Regions from separate parts of the Homo sapiens genome. Here region 1 is linked to region 2. A link is a loop called in an ENCODE intact Hi-C map of the cell type or tissue named here. Cell type or tissue: Caco-2. All regions are shown on one strand. Each heading gives the region's core, and the rest is flanking DNA. Links, peaks and the distances in the headings are about the cores only.

Region 1 (11,952 bases), core at 1,507-9,506, 320 kb before region 2:
CGCCATTCTAACTGGTGTGAGATGGTATCTCATTGTGGTTTTGATTTGCATTTCTCTGATGGCCAGTGATAATGAGCATTTTTTCATGTGTCTTTTGGCTGCATAAATGTCTTCTTTTGAGAAGTGTCTGTTCATATCCTTCGCCCACTTTTTGATGGGGTTGTTTGTTTTTTTCTTGTAAATTTGTTTGAGTTCATTGTAGATTCTGGATATTAGCCCTTTGTCAGATGAGTAGATTGCAGAATTTTTCTCCTATTCTGTAGGTTGCCTGTTCACTCTGATGGTAGTTTATTTTGCTGTGCAGAAGCTCTTTAGTTTAATTAGATCCTATTTGTCAATTTTGGCTTTTGTTGCCATTGCTTTTGGTGTTTTAGACATGAAGTCCTTGCCCGTGCCTATGTCCTGAATGGTATTGCCTAGGTTAGACACAACAAAAAAGAGAATTTTAGACCAATATCCCTGATGAACATCGATGCAAAAATCCTCAATAAAATACTGGCAAACCGAATCCAGCAGCACATCAAAAAGCTTATCCACCATGATCAAGTGGGCTTCATCCCTGGGATGCAAGGCTCATTCAACATACGCAAATCAATAAATGTAATCCAGTATATAAACAGAACCAACGAAAAAAACCATATGATTATCTCAATAGATGCAGAAAAGGCCTTTGACAAAATTCAACAATGCTTCATGCTAAAAACGCTCAATAAATTAGGTATTGATGGGATGTACCTCAAAATAATAAGAGCTATCTATGACAAACCCACAGCCAGTATCATACTGAATGGGCAAAAACTGGAAGCATTCCCTTTGAAAACTGGCACAAGACAGGGATGCCCTCTCTCACCACTCCTATTCAACATAGTGTTGGAAGTTCTGGCCAGGGCAATCAGGCAGGAGAAAGAAATAAAGGGTATTCAGTTGAGAAAAGAGGAAGTCAAATTGTCCCTCTTTGCAGATGACATGATTGTGTATCTAGAAAACCCCATCGTCTCAGCCCAAAATCTCCTTAAGCTGATAGGCAACTTCAGCAAAGTCTCAGGATACAAAATCAATGTGCAAAAATCACAAGCATTCTTATACACCAATAACAGACAAACAGCCAAATCATGAGTGAACTCCCATTCACAATTGCTTCAAAGAGAATAAAATACCTAGGAATCCAACTTACAAGGGACGTGAAGGACCTCTTCAAAGAGAACTACAAACCACTGCTCAATGAAATTAAAGAGGATACAAACAAATGGAAGAACATTCCATGCTCATGGGTAGGAAGAATCAATATGGTGAAAATGGCCATACTGCCCAAGGTAATTTACAGATTCAATGCCATCCCCATCAAGCTACCAATGACTTTCTTCACAGAATTGGAAAAAACTACTTTGAAGTTCATATGGAACCAAAAAAGAGCCCGCATTGCCAAGTGAATCCTAAGCCAAAAGAACAAAGCTGGAGGCATCATGCTACCTGACTTCAAACTATACTACAAGGCTACAGTAACCAAAACAGCATGGTACTGGTACCAAAACAGAGATATAGACCAATGGAACAGAACAGAGCCCTCAGAAATAATGCTGCATATCTGCAACTATCTGATCTTTGACAAACCTGAGAAAAACAAGCAATGGGGAAAGGATTCCCTATTTAATAAATGGTGCTGGGAAAACTGGCTAGCCATATGTAGAAAGCTGAAACTGGATCCCCTCCTTACACCTTATACAAAAATTAATTCAAGATGGATTAAAGACTTAAATGTTAGACCTAAAACCATAGAAACCCTAGAAGAAAACCTAGGCAATACAATTTTTTTTTTTTTTTTTTGAGACAGAGTCTCCCTCTGTTGCCCAGGGTGGAGTTCAGTGGTTGGATCTCAGCTCACTGCAACCTTCGCCTGCCAGGTTCAAGTGATTCTCCTGCCTCAGCCTCCCAAGTAGCTGGGATTACAGGCATGTGCCACCACACCCCGCTAATTTTTTTATATTTTTAGTAGAGACAGGATTTCGCCATGTTGGCCAGGCTGGTCTCAAACTCCTGACCTCAGGTGATCCACCCACCTTGGCCTCCCAAAGTGCTGGGATTACAGGCGTGAGCCGCCGCTGGCTGTGTGTTCAGCCAGCACTTGTGGAGTGCCTGCTCTGGGGTAGGCCCTGTCCAGACACTGCAACAAAAAGTCCTTGTTTCATGGAGCTCATTTTAGGGAAGAACGACAAACCTGAGAAAGGATGTTAGATGGAGAAAAATGTAGCCAGAAGGAGGGAAGAGGGATTGCTGGTAGGGAGAGGTTGCCATTTTAAATAGGGTGAACAGGGAAGGCCTCACTGCAGAGGTGGTGTTTGGGCAAATGGACACACCTCGAGGCTGTGGGGGAGGGAGCTGTTCAGGTATCTGGGGAAGTGCAAAGACACCTGTGCTGTGGAGGAACTGCAGGGTGGATGGAGCAGGGAAGTGGGGAGGAGCACTGGCAGGAAACCCAGGGGAATTACACAGGGCCAAGGCCATTGGCTTTTACTCTGAGCAAGATAAGAAGCTGTTGGGGAGTTCAGAGCCTAGGAGTGTCAAAGTGGTGTTTGTTTGCAAAGGGCTGCTATGTTGAGAACAGACTACAGTGGGCCAAGGGTGAAAGCAGGGTGATCAGAGAGGAGGCAACAGCAGCGATCCAGAAGAGAGAGAGACAGACACACACACACACAGACACACACACACAGACACACACACACACACACACACACACACACGTGGCTCAGCAGGGGATATGGGAGTGGGGCGGTGGTGAGAAATGGTCAGATTGTCAGAATCTGCAGAAGGATTAGGTATGGAGGAGAGGGACGAAGAGGAGTCAAGGAGGGCTGTGAAGTTGGCTTGGGCGGCCGGAAGGATGGTGCTGCCATTTCTAAACTGTGGACGGCTGTGGGAGGACAGGTGCAGGTGGGAGGTGGATTAGAGAGGGTCAGTCAGGAGTTTGGGTTTGGACACGCTAGGTTTGAGATGCCTGTGAGATACCCACACAGGGATGTCCAGTCCTGGGGAGTAGTCCGAGATGGAAATAGAAATTTGAGAGTGATGAGGGTGTGCGCGTTATTCTACACCAGGAGCCGGAAGACTGGATAAAATCATCGACGGAGAGGAGCTAAGGTCTGGAGATGAGCCCCTCCGTCGTTTTGGACTTGAGGATCTACTTTTTAGCTAGGGCTACTCCCTTCCCTTCAATAAGACAATCCAGCCTTCAGGCCTGGGGAAAGGCCTGGGTAGAGTTGCCTTCAGGTGGCCCCACTCCCACCTCACAGCAGAAGCAGCTATTAATTTTCTCCTGGGGCCAGAATTCTAGAGGCCTGAGTGCTCTTCCCTTGAGAAGAAAGGGCAGCTTTACCTTTTGGTCTCCTGGGAAAGGAGAGGAAGGGAAACAAAGCAAGAGTAACTTCTCTATTTGATTATTTAGAGGCCAGGCAGTCGGGGTGGGAAGTCCCAGAGATGGACTCATGGCCTGGCCATGGCGTACTCACTTACACGCCATCCAATATTTACCAAAGGACACTGCCAGTTCCCAAATCAACCAAAACTTAGGGAGTTCTCAAATGAAATAAACACCATTGTGCCATTTCCGTTAATATCACTTCTCAATTTTAACAAACTTAAACACATTTTTAGGGTAAAAAGCACATCCATCAGACTGAGTCTAGGTTCAGGGTAAATTCTGATCTGGATTTGACCAAGGGAACTGAAGTTATTCCTGCAGCAAAGATTTGACCGATGGTGGATTTGACTGAGGCAACTGAAGTTATTCCTGCAGCTAAGATGGGCTCTCTGATCTTGCCCACATGGTCTCTATTTCTCGTAGATTCCAGGAGCCTTAGAGGTAGAGCCTTTGAAGCCATTGATTCTCAAACTTGGCTGCACATTAGAATTGCCTGAGGAACCTAAAAAACTACCAGTGCCCAGGCAGTATCTCAGACCAATGAGATAAGAGTCTCTGGGGGTGGGATGCAGGCATGAGTTTTAAAAAAAGCAGTTCCCTGGACTTACTCCAAAGTGTAGCTGAGGTTGAGAAACAGTGATTGAAACTTCCTCTAGTGAGTCCAGCCCCTCTCAGAAACCCATCATAACTGGTCAGCACCCTGTGCTGGAGCATCCCCAGGGTGAGCCTCAGGATGTCCCGAGGTGACCCTTCTGGGGTAGGTAATGTTGCTGTTCCATCCAGTGCTATTATTCTACATCACAAGCTATAGGGCAGAATGGTGTGTGCCTCCCAGTGCCTTTGCCCAGGACTCCTGTCTTCTGCCTTTTTTTTTTTTTTTTGAGACAGAGTCTTGCTCTGTTACCCAGGCTGGAGTGCAGTGGCTCAATCTCAGCTCACTGCAACCTCTGCCTCCCAGGTTCAAGCAATTCTCCTGCCTCAGCCTCCTGAGTAGTTGGGATTACAGGTGCCCGCCATCACACCCAGCTAATTTTTGTATTTTTTAGTAGAGATGAGGTTTCACCATGTTGGCCAGGCTGGTCTTGAACTCCTGACCTCAGGTGATCCGCCTGCCACGGCCTCCCATAGTGCTGGGATTACGGGCCTGACCCACCATGCCCGGCCTCCTTCTGTCTTCTTACACCTCATAGACTGAATCTGATTCCTCTTTTGCATAACACATGTCTACAATGATTCTTAAGTGCCTCCTGGCCTTCCCCTTGCTGCCCAGCCTTCTCTTCCCAAGTTTTCCATCTTGTTCTTTTCACTCTTCCTCACGAGAAATGCCTCCCACTCCCTTCACTATGCTGACCAGTTCTGGATACCCACAAGCTTATCCTTTTTGGGGGTCCCCAGTCACTGCCTGTAGTTGTGCACCAGTGCATGTGTTAGAGGGGGCATTCATGGGATCCTGTGGGCACTGACGATACCCGTAGCCACTGCCCAAGAGTGAGCTTCTTCCCCGCCAGAGCCTCACGGGCCCCTAAATTCCCTGTCGACCATGGTGTTCATCAGGAAGTGGGGCCAGGAGGGAGCCCTCTGGTAATCTGTCAGTTATTAGAGAACCTCCTGAATCTGGGGAGCTGGGGTTGGTGGCTTCCTGAAGTTGTAATTATTTAACTTTGTATTTTGAATAGTTTTAGACTTACAGAAAAGTTGTAAGAATAGTATAAAGAATTTCCTACATCCTTCACCCAAATTTTCCAAATGTTAACATTTTGGCACATTTGTTTATGTTCTCACTCCACACACACACTTTTTTTTCTTAATTATTTGTAAGTCGTAGACATGCCCCTTTACTGTTATATAACCTTATTCAGATTTCACCAGTTACCCCAATAGTGTCCATAATAGCAAAGAATATTAATAATATGTTTTTGACTGGTGCAATCTGAGGAGCTCTGCAGGAGCTTTGAGAACAAGAAATACTCTTCCTGGCCACCCCTTCCTTTCTGTGATAGAGACGCCTGGGGCTGCTGCTGTAGCATAGTGAGGCAGCATAGTGAGGCAGTGCTGTCACGGGCCCAGCAGAGGGCAGTAGTAGTTTAGGAGTGAGGCACAGGCAGGGCTTAGAAGTGAGACATCCTTATCCGCAGAGGATCCTAGCGCAGCATTCACTAGCTTTGTAATCTGGAACAAAACCCTTAACAACTCAGCTTCCCCCTCTATAAAATAAGGGTAATTGAGAAAATTTGCAAAGCACGTGTCTACTCCTAGCATCTAGTAATCATCCAACAGAAAGTTTTATTTGCACTATTTTAAACTTTTATTTGTAATGTTACCACCTTGGCTGAGAAGTGAATTTCTCAGGGATGCCGGGGAAGAAGCAGAGAAATGTTCCAGCAAAGGCAGAGGCAGGGCGGGACATTGAGGCTAGGGGCACAGAGAGGGAAGGGAGTTCTTGGGAATGAAGGGGAGGGGAATGAAGTGGTAGCCGTGGCTGACCTTGCATTGAACCCACCCAGGCCAGCTCGAACTGAAATTCACACTGGAATGCTGACTATTTCATGGCATTGTCCAGGTGCTAGAACCTCCTCCACAGCCATCCTTACCAAATCCATAAAGGAGGAATGGCTTGTCTTCTTTTCCATTTGGGCTGGGGAAGTGCCTGAGTTCGATTCCTGACTCCATCCCTTAGTGTCTGTGTGGCCTTGGGCAAGTTATTTAACCTTTCTGCGCTTCAGTCTCCTTGTCTGTAAAACAGGAGATAATACCATTTATACTATACGGGGATTATACTCACCCCCGGATCATTGTGAGGATTAAATACATTAATACTTTCAAAGAGCTTAGACTAGCTTCTGGCACACAGTGAGTTTTCATAAATATTACTGTTATTATTTCAGTGTCTCCTCCCACTGGCACCCTGTTTTCTTCCTGATCTGAGTGCTTGGCCTTATCCTTTTCCTTTTTTTTTTTTGAGACGGAGTTTCACTCTATCGCCCAGGCTGGAGTGCAGTGGCACTACCTTGGCTCACTGCAACCTCCTCCTCCTGGATTCAAGCGGTGCCTCAACCTCACGAGTAGTTGGGATTATAGGCACTGCCACCACACCCAGCTAATTTTCGTATTTTTAGTAGAGACAGGGTTTTGCCGTGTCGGCTAGGCCAGTCTTGAACCCCCGACCTCAAGTGATCTGCCCATCTCGGCTTCCCAACATATTAGGATTACAGGCATGAGCCAGCGTGCCCGGTCGCTTGGCTTTTTCATGTCACCCCCGAGGTGGCCCCATTCTGGGTGGGGGAGTTACTCTTGGGTTTGGGTCTCCCTGCCCCTGAACATAGCTGTTGCACAAGTAGCTGCTCACACTGAACTCTACAGAGCCATCAGTCAACCTTGAGGGATTGTTATCTGACCAAAGACTTTCTATCTGTCCATTATTTATTGCTGCAAACATACCGGAAAGCAAGGAAGCCATAAAAAGCAAACAGTAGGGTCATGTCAAAATGAGGCAGAGCCAGCAAGAAGAGGCTCCTAAACATGGGACATTTTGAACATCAGTAAGGGTAATAACTGCAGTTGATGGAAACACATTGATTATATTTAAGTACATGAATTCATAATAATACCTAAATTCATGTTATCAGTATTGGAGGATGTGGGCAAACCAACTCTATTTATAAAACTAGTTAATGAAAGGAAAGAAGCATGTTTCCTGCCTTTTCTAAATAAACTGTACCATTGGTGTTAAATATCTGGTTTCTAAAAAATGTTATTTTAATATATAGAGATAGGATCTTGCTATGTTGGCCAGGCTAGTCTCAGATTCCTGGCCTCAAGCAGTCCTCCTGCCTTGGCCTCCCAAAATGCTGGGATTACAGGCATGAGTCAGTGTGCCCAACCAGTCATTTCAATAAATGTGCTGGATCAATTGTATATTCATGTGAAAAATTACCTCACATCATAACAACAACAACAACAAAAATCCAGATGGATTTTTAAATCCATCTAAATGTGAAAGGTAAAGCAATAAAGCTTTTGAAGAAAACATAGGAGACCACCTTCATGACCTCAGAGTAGGCAAAGATTTCTTAAACACGACACAAAAAGGCTCACTATAAAAGAAAAAAATTGATAAATTAGACTAAAGGGCCACTGTATTAGATACCTTGAGTGATTGCAAAACCTGGTTCTTGTCCTTATGAAGTTCATAATAAAGCCGATTGTTTTCTTTTTCTTTCTTTTTTTGTTAAGAGCAGAGTTTTAAAAGCTGGCTGTCCTCCCTGTTCTGCTCTCCCTAGGTGGTAGACTACCTACCCCTCAGGCATCCTGCTGTTAATTCGCTGAGTTCCCAGAGAGCAGGGCTCCCCAACAAATAGCTGATCTTTCTCCCTTGCCTGGCCTAGATCGGCCTCTGTTTAGAGAGGTGGTTTGGTGGTTGAAGAATGAGAACAGGGTGGGAGGGGGACAAACAGGCCTCTTCTGTGTCATTGACAGCTGATTTTTGTTTGTCAGCGTGCTAAGGTTGTGAAGTTGCCAATCCGTGATGATTAAGATTCTGTTGGGGTCCTTTGGAGAGGAGAGAGGTGGTGGCTTCTGAGAACATAACCAGAAGGCTTTTAGGGAAATGGAAAAGTCATAGTACGGAGCTTCAGCCTAGTCATTCACTGAGCTCAGAAGTGCTCCTCCTCACCCCTCCTCTCCCTTCCTTTTCCTTTCTTTACTAGCTGGGATTGTTCTTTCATTTATTCATAAAAATAAGGTACAAAAACAAATAATGCCTTGCCGTTGTTATTAAGAGAGACATTTAAAATGGATCATTGAAATACTATGTGGGAAGGCTTATTCATAGTTAATTATTAATGACACTTATCAAAGCTTGTCCTGGACCAAGTATTGTGACTGTCTCTTTATTTGCACCATTTCATTTCATCGTCATAGCATCCTTATGAGCTAAATATTATTCTACGTATTTAATAGGTTATGCTATTGAGGCTTATAAAGATTTAGCAACTTGGTCAACTATATTGTTAAGGGTCTCAAGACAATCCTCTTTACAGGTCCAAGCCCATCAATCAAATGTCATTTGGCAATAACTCTTTCTTATTTTGTTATCAATGTGTCACCCAAATTATTTGGAGCCTGAGGCCTTAATTAAAAATCTGGCTGGTGTGATTATAATGTGGCTGAGTGCTGATGCCAAATTTAAAGTCAGAGTGTGATTTTTTTAAGCTATGTATTTCAGAAGGATTGATGGTGGCTACTTGCCTTGTGCTCCAGAGCAGCACCCCCTTGATGGCAAGCCACTCCAAGAATGTTTAGGGCCGTAGCTGGCTGGTCCCCAATAGAGAAAACCCAATGGCTGTGTTTCTGGAGCGACCCAAGGCACAGGATACAAACCTGTCCATGCCACAATTATTGCATCTACTAGGACGCACTGATTAAAATTCTGTTTTCCCCTGAGAAGACATTTATTTCTCAATAAATTCAGGAAACCATTTGACAACATCCAGTACTCTTTAATGATAAGAACACTCAACACGCTGGAAAGAGAAGGGAACTTCCTCAACCTCATAAAGGATATTTATATAAAAGCCACAGCAAATGTCATACTTAATGGTGACTGACTGCTTTTGCTCTAAGACTAGGAACAAGAGAAGGATGTCTACTTTCACTGCTTCTATTCAACATTGTACTGAAGGTTCTAACTAGAGGAATCAGGGAAGAAAAAAAATCATAAGTCATCTAGATAAAAGGAAGAAGTAAACCCATTTGTATTTGCAGATGACATGAACTTGTATATAGAAAGCCCTAAGAAATCCACTAAACAGCTATTAGAACTAATAAACAAGTTCAGCAAGGTTGCAGGATACAAGATCAATATACAAAGTCAATTGAATTTCTATGCATCAGCAGTGAACTATGTGAAAGGTAATCCAGAAAACCATCTCATTTACAGTAGCATCAGGAAGAATAAAATACTTAGGAATAAACTAAACCAAGGGGGTAAAAGACTTGTCCACTGAAAATGGCAAAACATTAATGAAACAAATTAAAGAATACATTCATAAATGAAAAGACATTTTGTGTTCATGGATTAGAACACAATACTGTTGAGATGTCCATACAACCCAAAGCAATCTATAGAGTCAATGCAATTCCTATCAAAATCACAAAGACTTTTTTTTTTTAAATACAGATTTTATTTATTTATTTTAAATTTACTGAGACAAGATCTTGCTGTGTCGCCCAGGCTGGAGCGCAGTGGTGCCGTCCCAGCTCACTGCAGCCTCGAACTCCTGGGCTCAAGCAATCCTTTCACCTCAGCCTCCCCAGTAGCTGGGACTACATGCACATGACACCACACCTGGCTAACACAATAGCATTTTTTAAAAAACAGAAATAGAAAAAAACAATCCTAAAATTCATATGGAACCACAGGAGACCCCCAGTAGCCAAGCCAATTTTGAGAAAGAAGAACAAAGCTGGAGGCATCATACTTCCTGATTTCAAAATATGAATATATTACAAAGCTACAGTAATTAAAGCAGTGTGATGGAATAAAAACAGACATGTAGACAAATAGAACAGAATAGATAGCCTAGAAATAAACCCACACACATATGCACATATGGTCAACTGATCTTCAAAAAGAGTACCCAGAATACACAACGGGGAAAGGATAGTCTCTTCAACAAATGATGTTGGGGAAACTGGCTATCCACATGCAAAATAATAAAACAATTTTTTTTTTTTTTGAGATGGAGTCTTGTTCTGTTGCCCAGGCTGGAGTGCAGTGGCACAATCTCACCTTGCTGCAATCTCCAACCTCCCTGGTTCAAGTGATTCTTATGCCTCAGCCTCCTGAGTAGCTGGAATTGCAGGCATGCACCACCCCGCCTGGCTAATTTTCGTATTTTTAGTAGAGACGGGGTTTTGCCATTTTGGCCAGGAGGGTCTCAAACTCCTGGCCTCAAGTGATCCAACCACCTTGGCCTCCTAAAGTACTGGGATTACAGGCATGAGTGACCGCGCCCAGCCTGAAATTGGATCTTATATACAAAAATGAACTCAAAATAGATTAAAGATTTAAGCGTAAGACCCGAAACTGTACAACTTCCCTGAGAATACATAGAGGGAAAGCTTCATGACACTGGATTTCACAATGATTTCTTGGACGGGGAATCAGAAGCATAAGCAACAAAAGTGAAAGATGGCTGGGCATGGTGGCTCACGTAGGTAATCCCAGCACTTTGGGAGGCTGAGGAGGACAGATCACTTGAGGTCAGGAGTTCGAGACCAGCCTGGCCAACATGGTGAAACCCTGTTCCTACTAAAAACGCAAAAATTAGCCAGGCGTGGTGTTGTGCGCCTATGGTCCCAGCTACTAGGGAGGCTGAGGCAGGAGAATCACTTGAACCCGGGAGTTGGAGGTTGCAGTGAGCCGAGATCACACCACTGCACTCCAGCCTGGGTGACAGAGTGAGACTCCATCTCAAAAAAAAAAAAAAAAAAAAGTAAAAGACAAGTTGAATCACATCAAATTAATTTCAATTAAAATTTAATTGAAGTCCTGCTCCATCTAAGGAGTCAGGGAGTAGGATGTTAATCTGCCAACTGCAAATCTTCATTGATTGAGGGCTGTTCCTTGGGGCATTTCTTCCTCAGCACTTCTGGTCTGCTGTGTGTTCAGCTGAGAGGAAGTGCCAAGGCAGAGTCAAAGGTTATTACAGTAAGAAGCTGCTAGTGGCCAGTACATGTAAAGGGAATTGACAGCATCTGCCCCTATTGTCCAGTATGGTAGCCACCAGTTGCATGTTGTTGCTGAGTACTTGAAATTTGGCCAGTTGGAGCTGAGATATGCTATGAGCATAAAATACATCAATAATTTTGAAGACAGTAGACAGAATAAAGAATGTAAAATATCTCACTAATAATTTTTAATATTGATTGCAATGATAATATTGGTTGCAGTGATATTTCAGATATAATGTGTTAAAATTATATAAGCTAAATTTACCTGTTTCTTTTTACTTTTTATTTTATATAATAATTTCTTCTTTTGAGATGGGGTCTCACTTTCTGCCTAGGCTGGAGTGCAGTGGTGCGATCATGGCTCACTGCAGCCTTGACCTCCTGGGCTCAGGTGATCCTTCCACTCAGCCTCTTGAATAGCTGGGACTACAGGCGTGTGCCACCATGCCTGGCTAATTTTTAAGGCTTGTAGAGACAAGCTTTTGCCATATTGCTTAGGCTGGTTTTGAACTCCTGGCCTCAAGTGATCCTCCCTCCCCACCCCCTCTCACCTCAGCCTCCCATAGCTATGGGATTACAAGCTTGAGCCCCTGCAACTGGCCTCGTTTTACTTTGTAAATGTGGTTACTACAAAATTTAAAATTACGTCTGTAATTTAGCTGCATTGGTAGCTTGTATTATATTTCCTTTGGTTATTGTGTGCTCCACTCTTACCTCATACTAGGAAGTTAGGACTTAGGTTATAGCCCCAGCGTCTGACAGCTGATAAGAAGTGGAATCAAGGTTCAAGCTGAGTCCAGAGC
Region 2 (8,471 bases), core at 32-8,031:
CCAGCTACTCGGGCGGCTGAGGCAGGAGAATAGCTTGAACCTGGGAGATGGAGGTTGTGGTAAGCTGATATTGCACCACTGCACTCCAGCCTAGGCAACAGATCAAGACTCTGTCTCAAAAAAAAAAAAAAAAAAATGAGACAGAGAGGAGAAAATGGCATCCTGGCCGGGCGCGGTGGCTCATGCCTATAATCCCAGCACTTTTGGAGGCCGAGGCGGATCACCTGAGGTCGAGAGTTCGAGACCAGCCTGACCAACATGGAGAAAACCCATCTCTACTAAAAGTACACAATTAGCTGGGCGTGGTGGCGTATGCCTGTAATCCCAGCTACTCAGGAGGCTGAAGCAGGAGAATCGCTTGAACCTGGGAGGCGGTGGTTGCAGTGAGCTGAGATCGCTCCATCGCACTCCAGCCTGGGCAACAAGAGTGAAACTCTGTCTCAAAAAAGAAAAGAAAAGAAAAGAAAAGAAAAGAAAAGAAAATGGCATCCTAAGGGGCAGGTACTGGGGACAGGCAAGGGGAGGAATTTGCCGTTTCCTGAAATAAAACCTCTTAGAAGTTGACTGTTCAATTCATGCAAAATCTGAATAAGATATCAAAATGATAGAAAGGAACCTCTTTCCTGATCATCACCCAATGCCTGTCACACAGCACCCGGTACTGAGAGACGCTCCTCCCCCTTGTCCTGCTCCCTTCTAGGACACCCCACCAGCACAAAGTTTTCCATTGTCAAGGCCCATGTGTGTCTTCCTGGGGCTGATCCTAGTGTTAGAATCAAGGATACAGGAACGTTCTCAGCCCCCTTAGCCATGACTCCACCTGCTGTCCTCCCAGTGTCCTATATTCCTCAGGCTCAGAGCCCCAGGCCCCAGCACCTCACCTTTCTTTGTTGAAGTCCCCAAGGCCTGACCATTCACCTGGGGACTCTGCTCTCTCTGTTCCTGCTCATCACATCTGGGCTGTCAACCTGTGGCCGTGTTACCCAATCTGAGCCTCAGGTTTGTCTCTTGTGCAAACTTAGGACAGGGAATAGAATAGGCTCATGATGGACAGGCGGAGGTGAGATGGGGTGAGAGAAACGCAAGAGCCAAAAGGAGGAAAAAACTCAACGAAGGGGTTCCTCTGAGACTGAGAGGTAGGCAAAGGCAGGTTGAGAGTCAGTTCCCGGACTCAAGTACCTGAGGGAAGGGCAGTGAAGTCATGAAGATCCCTTTGTGACACCAACATACCAGGAGGTAAAGCCAGAGACTGGCCAGGCAGGCTCAGAAAGGAATAAAAGGCCAGTTGCTTGGCAACCAAACTAGAACAGCAACAGAAAGATCGGAGGAAAATCTCCAAAGCACTTAGAAACTAGCCAATGTATGCTAAATAATCCATGGATCAAAGAGGAAGTCTCAAAGGAAATTTTTAAAATAGAATAAAACGAATGAAACTGAAAACACAACATACCAAAATTTGTGAGAACAGTTAAAGCAAGGCTAAGAGGAAAATTTGTAGCACTAAATGCATACCTCAGAAAAGAGGAAAAGTCTCAAATGAAAAACTTAAACTCTCCTTCAAGAACTTAGAAAAACGACCAAATACAGTGGCTCATGCCTGTAATCCCAGAACTTTGGAAGGCTGAGGCAGGAGAATCACTTGAGCCCAGGAGTTTAAGACCAGCCTGGGCAACACAGTGAGATCTCATCAATATTTATGTTATTTAAAAAAAAGAAGAACTTAAAAAAAGAGAGCAAAATAAGCCTAAAACCAGCACAAGAAAGGAAATAATAAAGAGCAGAAATCAATGAAATGAAAAACAGAATAACATTAGAAAAAGTTGGTGGAGTCAAGAGTGTGTTCTTTGAAAAGATCTGTAAAACTGACCAAGCTCTGACAAGACTGACGAAGAAAAAAATTACTAATATCGCTTATAGATTTTAGAAATTATAGTACACAGTTACCAATATCAGGAGTGAAACAGAGGAAATCACTACAGACGCTGCGGACATCAAAAGGATAACGAAATGCTACAAACAACTCTGCATACATAAATTTGATAACTTAGATTAAATGGACCAATTCCTTGTAAAGTACAAACTACCGCAACTCACCTAATTGAAATAGGTAATTTGGATAGCTGCATAACTATTAGAAAATTGAATTTTTAGTTAACTTCCTGAAAAAGAAATCTCCAACCCAGATTGTTTCACTGGAGAATTCTATTAAAGATTTAAAGGGGAGTTAAGACCAACTCTACAGAAAATAGAAGGAAAAGGAACCCTTCCCAACTCATTCCAGAAAGCAGGTATTACCCTCATACCAAAGCCAGACAAAAACAGTGTAAAAAGACCGGGCACAGTGGCTCACGCCTGTAATCCCAGTACTTTGGGAGGCTGAGGCGGGTGGATCACCTGAGGTCAGGAGTTGGTGACCAGCTTTGCCAACATGGTGAAACCCTGTCTCTACTAAAAAGACAAAATTAGCTGGGCATGGTGGCACCTGCCTGTAATCCCATCTACTTGGGAGGCTGAGGCAGGAGAATCGCTTGAACTTGGGAGGAGGAGGTTGCAGTGAACTGAGCCGAGATTGTGCCACTGCTCTCCAGCCTGGGTGACAGAGCAAGACTCCATCTCAAAACAACAACAACAAAATTAAACATGCAGCCGAGCACAGTGGCTCATGCCTGTAATCCCAGCACTTTCGGAGGCCAAGGTGGGAGTATTGTTTAAGCCCAGGAGTTTGAGACCAGCCTGGGTAACATTGGGAGACCCCCTATCTCTACAAAAACTTTTAAAAATAAGCCAGGTGTGGTGGCCTCCCAGCTGCTCTGGAGGCTGAGGAAGGAGGATTACTTGAGCCCACGAATTAGAGACAACCGTGAGCTATGATCATGTCACTGCACTCCAGCCTGGGCAACAAAGCAAGAACCCATCTCAGAAAGAAAAAAAAAAAAATAAAAGCTAAACATGCAACTACCATATGACCTAATACTTAACTGTTCTCGGAATTAGCCAACAGAAATGAGAACTTAGTTCACACGAAAGCCCGTAGACAAGTGTTTATAGCTGATTTATGCATAATAGTCCCAAACTGGACACAACCCCAATGCCCTTCAGTGTGTGAATGTCCAGAGCAGCCTGGGGACTGACACTGCCACGCTCTTACTTGGAATGTGTGTAGCTTTCCAGAGAATGAGTTAAGGTGTGTGTTGAGGGGCTGGGAGCGAGCAGTGCTGGCACACCAGCAGAACTGAGGAGTTCAGTCTAGAGTTGGTACATCTTGAGCTGAATCTCTAAGGCCTTCAGTTTCCTAGATCTGCTTCCCTCGGAAGCACTTAGGAAACAGGGCCTCCCTCCACAGGACAGCCCCCCGGGTCTGCAAAGGGGCATGTGTTTCCTCCTTAGGCACGGATGTGCCTTGTCCTCTCTTCTCCCACACTTAGAGTAACCTGTGAATAATTTGATGGGTGAAATAACCCACTGTCTGGGACACCATTTTTGGTGTGGCTTTATGGGTGCCTATGTACCGTGTATATGTATGTAACATGTAACCCTGCTCAAAAAGGTTAGAACTCACCCAGTCAGCTAGCGACTCCAGAATAATCAGATACATGTTCCCCCAAGGTACCACAAGATGGCAGCACATGCACACAGCATTTCAAGCTCCTGCACACTGAGATGACAGCAATTAATCTGCCCTCTAATAATGCCTCTGCCATCCTGGAAAGCCCTACACTTAAACGGTCATGATGCCTGTTTCTATGATGATGTGTTGCAAACACACGCAGCATTTCTGAGGTAGATGAAGAGATTCAAAGGGTAACAGGAGATTATGTAGTTCAGAATTCTTCACCTTTTTTTAAAAAAAATATTTATTTATTTATTTATTTATTTTTAATAGAGACAGGGTCTCACTATGTTGCCCAGGCTAGTCTTGAATTCCTGGGCTCAAGCGATCCTCCCGCCTCGGCCTCCCAAAGGGCCGGGATCACAGGCGTGAGCCACTGAGTGTGGCCAGAATTCTTCACCTTTTGGTGCAGAGTGTGTATGTCGCACCTGAAGCCAGAAGTCAACGATACTCGATGAAAGGGTTTGTTCAGCGCAGATGACCTACTTGGGTTCATGGCTTGCATGTGTTATAATTGCTGCTGTTTATTTCCTGAAAACTTAGACGATTTGGGGCACATTATCGATGCCTTACAGGCATGGTCGCATTAAACTTTACTGCAGCCATCTGTCATAGTGATTATTATCCTCATTTTACAGATGGGGAAAGAAAGAATTAGACCTTCAGGCACCTTGGTAATGGCACGCACAGCGAGTAGAGGCAGAGAGAACCTGCTTCCCTGACGGCCCACACTCCCCCGGCACACAAGGCTCCCTCTAGGTGGCGCGCGCGTCTCAGCTTCTACTGCGGAAGTCTCGGTTATGTGATTATGTATACGCTCAATCCTACACCAATTGAGAATGGCCCTTAGCTTGGAATTAGTAAGAACAGTAATTAGCAATTTATTGTCAGAAAAAAGTTCATAAGATTATCGGCCGCAGTCTCTTTGCTGCACATCTTTCTCATCTTGACAGGACAGCCACAGGGAATCCAGGTCTTCTCCACCACCCCAGGCTCAGCAGTTCATGCTTACCCACCCAGCTCAGGCACAGATGCGACATTCAGCTTAGCAACATTCAGCTTAGGATCGGGTAAACAGGCAGAGCTTTCTCTCTCTCTTTTTTTTTTTTTTTTGAGGCAGAGTCTCTCTCTTATTGCCCAGGCTGGAGTGTAATGGTGCGATCTCGGCTCACCACAACCTCCATCTCCCGCGTTCAAGCGATTCTCCTGTCTCAGCCTCCCGAGTAGCTGGGATTACAGTTATGCACCACCACACCTGGCTAATTTTGTATTTTTAGTGGAGATGGGGTTTCTCCATGGTCAGGCTGGTCTCGAACTCCAGACCTCAGGTGATCCACCGGCCTCGGCCTCCCAAAGTGCTGGGATTACAAGCATGAGCCACTGCGCCTGGCCTTTTTTTCTTTCTTTCTTTTTAATGTGGAAAATTCCAAATCCTATCAGAGCATATTTGGCATGTGATTTTTTTTTTTTTTTTTTTTTTTTTTGAGACAGGGACTCACTCTGTCGCCCAGGCTGGAGTGCAGTGGCACAATCACGGATCACTGGAGCATCAAACTCCTGGGCTCAAGCGATCCTTCCACCTCAGCCTCCTGATTACCTAAGACTATAGGCAAGCACCACCACAGCCCCTAGTTTTTATTTTTATTTTTTATTTATTTATTTTTTTGTAGAGACAGAGTCTCGCTTTGTTGCCCAGACTGGTCTTGAACTTCTGGCCTCAGGTGACCCTCTGGGCCTCCCAAAGCACTGGGTTTACAAGCATGAGCCACCATGCCAGGCCTAACATCTCTAATTTTTTAAAATTGTTTTTAACATAATGAGACCGAGCTTCACCATGTTGTCTAGACTGTTCTCAAACTCCTGGGCTCAAATGATCCACCCACCTTGGCCTCCCAAAGTGCTAGGGTTACAGGTGTGAGCCACCGTGCCCAGCCAGCATCTCTAATTTTTGACAAGCAGACTTTTGATATGTGATTTACCTAAGTTGTGTAAAGTTATATTCAACGTTATCTGCCTTTTACAAATCAGGAAAACAGGGTATCATTAACTTTCCTAAGTGATATATTCAGGGGGAAAATGAATTTAGCAAAGTGGAGGTCTTTTGTGTCCTTTTACAGATAGTAAAATAGCATCTAGGAGAATGGGAGGTTGAAGGGAACTGTCATAGATTTGGGGTCAACTGAGGCCAGTTAGTGGCCATGACCATGAGGGACCTTAGGTGCTGCTTGCTTTCCCCAGCCAGGTTCAGCTGTGTGGGTGCAGATTCAGACTTGGAGGTGAGATGAAAATAATAAGAGGGATGTGATGGAGCAAGACAGGGCAAGGGCCTTGAGCACACACAAGGAAGAGATTCCAGCAGCTGACAGTCTCATTACAGCTGGCAGGGCAGTCAGTGAGAGCATGAGATTAGGTGGATCATGAGCAGAGAAGCTGGGATGGATGCACTGGTGGCCTCAGCACAGGGAGGGTGCCAGGGGGAGTGAACAGTGGAGGGGAATGGGACTCATGTCATTTCCGTTATGGAAAGGGTGTCGCTATTTGATAGGAGAGCTCTGGGATATGACCATGGGAATGAAAGGCTGGGGAGATGACAGGATCACTGGCAGGAAACTGAGAGGCCAGTATTTTGGAAATATTATTTACAAAGCTACTGATATCACCAAGGACAGGAAAGTGTTAGAGAAAGTGGCAATGATTCAGAAAGTGAAATCTCCAAGGAAGAATGTTTGTACCCAGGCTTTGGTAGATGAAGGTAACCACAGGGTGTGGGAGAAACAGTTTGTTATGGGAAGGAGGAAGAATGTTCCAGGAAAGCAGCAATGACTGGCAGAAAAGACACTCACCCCACCCACCCCACCCTCAAGCCCACAGATACTCAAAAAGCACAGGGAAGAAAACATTCCCGTTTTGAGAGAGCAGTAGGGGAAGTGTGGTTTCACACAGAGCTGCAAAGTCCATTGTGGCAGCCACCAACCACATGTGGCTACCAAGCTCTTGAAATGCGGCTCCTGTGATCAGGGACTGAATTTTTAATTGAATTTAATTCAAATTAACTAGAAACTGAGGCAGTAGAAAATATTTTTCTGTTAATCACAGCTTTATTGGTTTGGTAGGACTTCATTTCACTTTAACCATTGAAAAGCCAAACTGGCCAGGTGCAGTGGCTCACGCCTGTAATCCCAACACTTTGGGAAGCCAAGGCAGGAGGATCACTTGAGGCCAGGAGTTCAAGACCAGCCTGGACAACATAGCAAGATCCCATATCTTAAAAAAAAAAAATTAGGCCCGGTGCGGTGGCTCACACTTGTAATGTCAGCACTTTGGGAGGCCAAGTCAGGCGGATCAGAGTTCAAGACCAGCCTGGCCAACATGGTGAAACCCCATCTCTACTAAAAATACAAAAATTAGCCAGATGCAGTGGCACGTGCCTATAATCCCAGCTACCCGGGAGGCAGAGGTTGTGGTGAGCCAGCATGGCGCCACTGCACTCCAGACTGGGCTACATAGTGAGACCCCATCTCAAAAATAAATAAATAAATAAATAAAATAAAACTAATAATAATAAATAAATAATTAGTTGGGCATGGTGGCATGCTTCTGTAGTCCCAGCTACTCAGGAGGCCGAGGCAGAAGGATCCCTTGAGCCCAGTAGATCGAGGCTACAGTGAGCTATGACCATGCTACTGCACTCTTGCCTTGGTGACAGAGCAGACTCTGTCTCTAAAAAAAAAAAAAAAAAAAAGAAGGGGTCTTTTCCATTCTGTCTTCCTTCCACCAGAGACCTACACACCACCATTTGTGCTGCCACCATGTCTCTAGTGATCCCTGAGAAGTCCCAGCATATTTTGTGAGTACTCAACACCAACATTGATGGGCATCGGAAAATAGCTTTTGCCATCATTGCCATCAAGGGCGTGTGTTGAAGATACGCTCCTGTGGTGTTGAGGAAAGCTGACATTGACCTCACTGAGAGGCCAGGAGAACTCACTGAGCATAAGGTGGATGTGTGATCACCACTATGCAGAATCCATGCCAGCCCAAGATCCCAGACTGGTTCTCAAACAGACAGAAAGATATAAAGGACGGAAAATATAGCCAGGACCTGGCCAATGGTCTGGATAACAACCTCTGTGAGAACCTGGAGCAACTGAAGAAGATTTGAGCCCAGAGAGGGCTATGCCACTTCTGGGGCCTTCATGTCCCAGGCCAGCACAGCAAGACCACTGGCCGCTGTGGCCATACCATGGGTGTATCTAAGAAGAAATAAGTTTGTAGGCCTTGTTTGTTAATAGTTTATATACCTAAACAAAATAAAATAAAAATTTAAAAATTAAAAAAAAGTCAAACTATCATGTGCTCTACACATAAAATACACACCAGATTTTAAAGACAGTATGGAAGAAAAAAGATGTAAAATACCTTTTAACATTTCTATATTTTCTGCATGTTGCAGTGTTTTGGGTTATATAAAATATGTTTTTTTGTGTTGGATTTATTGGGCTACATAAAATATATAGTTGAAATTAATTTCACCTGGTTCTTTTTACTTATTTTAATAGGGCTACTAGAAAATTTAGCTGGGTGAGGTGGTTCACACCTGTAATCCCAGCACTTTGGGAGGCCAAGGTGAGTGGATTGTTTGAGCTCAGGAATTCGAGAGTACCGTGGGCAACATGGTGAGATCTTATTTCTACAAAAAAATACAAAATTAGCTGGGCATGATGGCAAGTACCTGTAGTCCCAGCTACTCAGGAGGCTGAAGTGGGAGAATCACCTGAGCCTGGGAAGTTGGGGCTACAGTGAGCTGTGATCGTGTCACTGCCACAAAACAAACAAACAAAAAGAAAAGTTAGAATACATC

The links. A loop is a pair of places that touch in the nucleus more often than their neighbours do. Peaks named below come from ENCODE experiments on the same cell type or tissue, not always from the same donor. Only the 100,000 strongest peaks of a DNase experiment are listed, where the experiment ranks them.
Region 1: a loop joins it to region 2, with 6 times the contacts of the local background. A loop is called at or near these places in 2 of 110 quality-filtered maps.

Annotation. Positions count from the first base shown.
Region 1 is chr20:5,200,088-5,212,039 of GRCh38, forward strand. No RefSeq gene overlaps it. Among named protein-coding and RNA genes, the nearest start is that of CDS2, 79 kb to the left of the region's middle. In Caco-2, for the core only: a CTCF peak has its summit at 5,487 (motif pointing right); DNase peaks (open chromatin) are centred at 2,429 and 5,484.
Region 2 is chr20:5,525,459-5,533,929 of GRCh38, forward strand. It overlaps the pseudogene RPS18P1. Among named protein-coding and RNA genes, the nearest start is that of LINC01729, 20 kb to the left of the region's middle. RefSeq lists enhancers at 3,402-3,943, 4,583-4,652. In Caco-2, for the core only: CTCF peaks have their summits at 3,634 (motif pointing right) and 4,359 (motif pointing right); DNase peaks (open chromatin) are centred at 3,643, 4,049 and 4,363; H3K4me3 peaks cover 723 bases.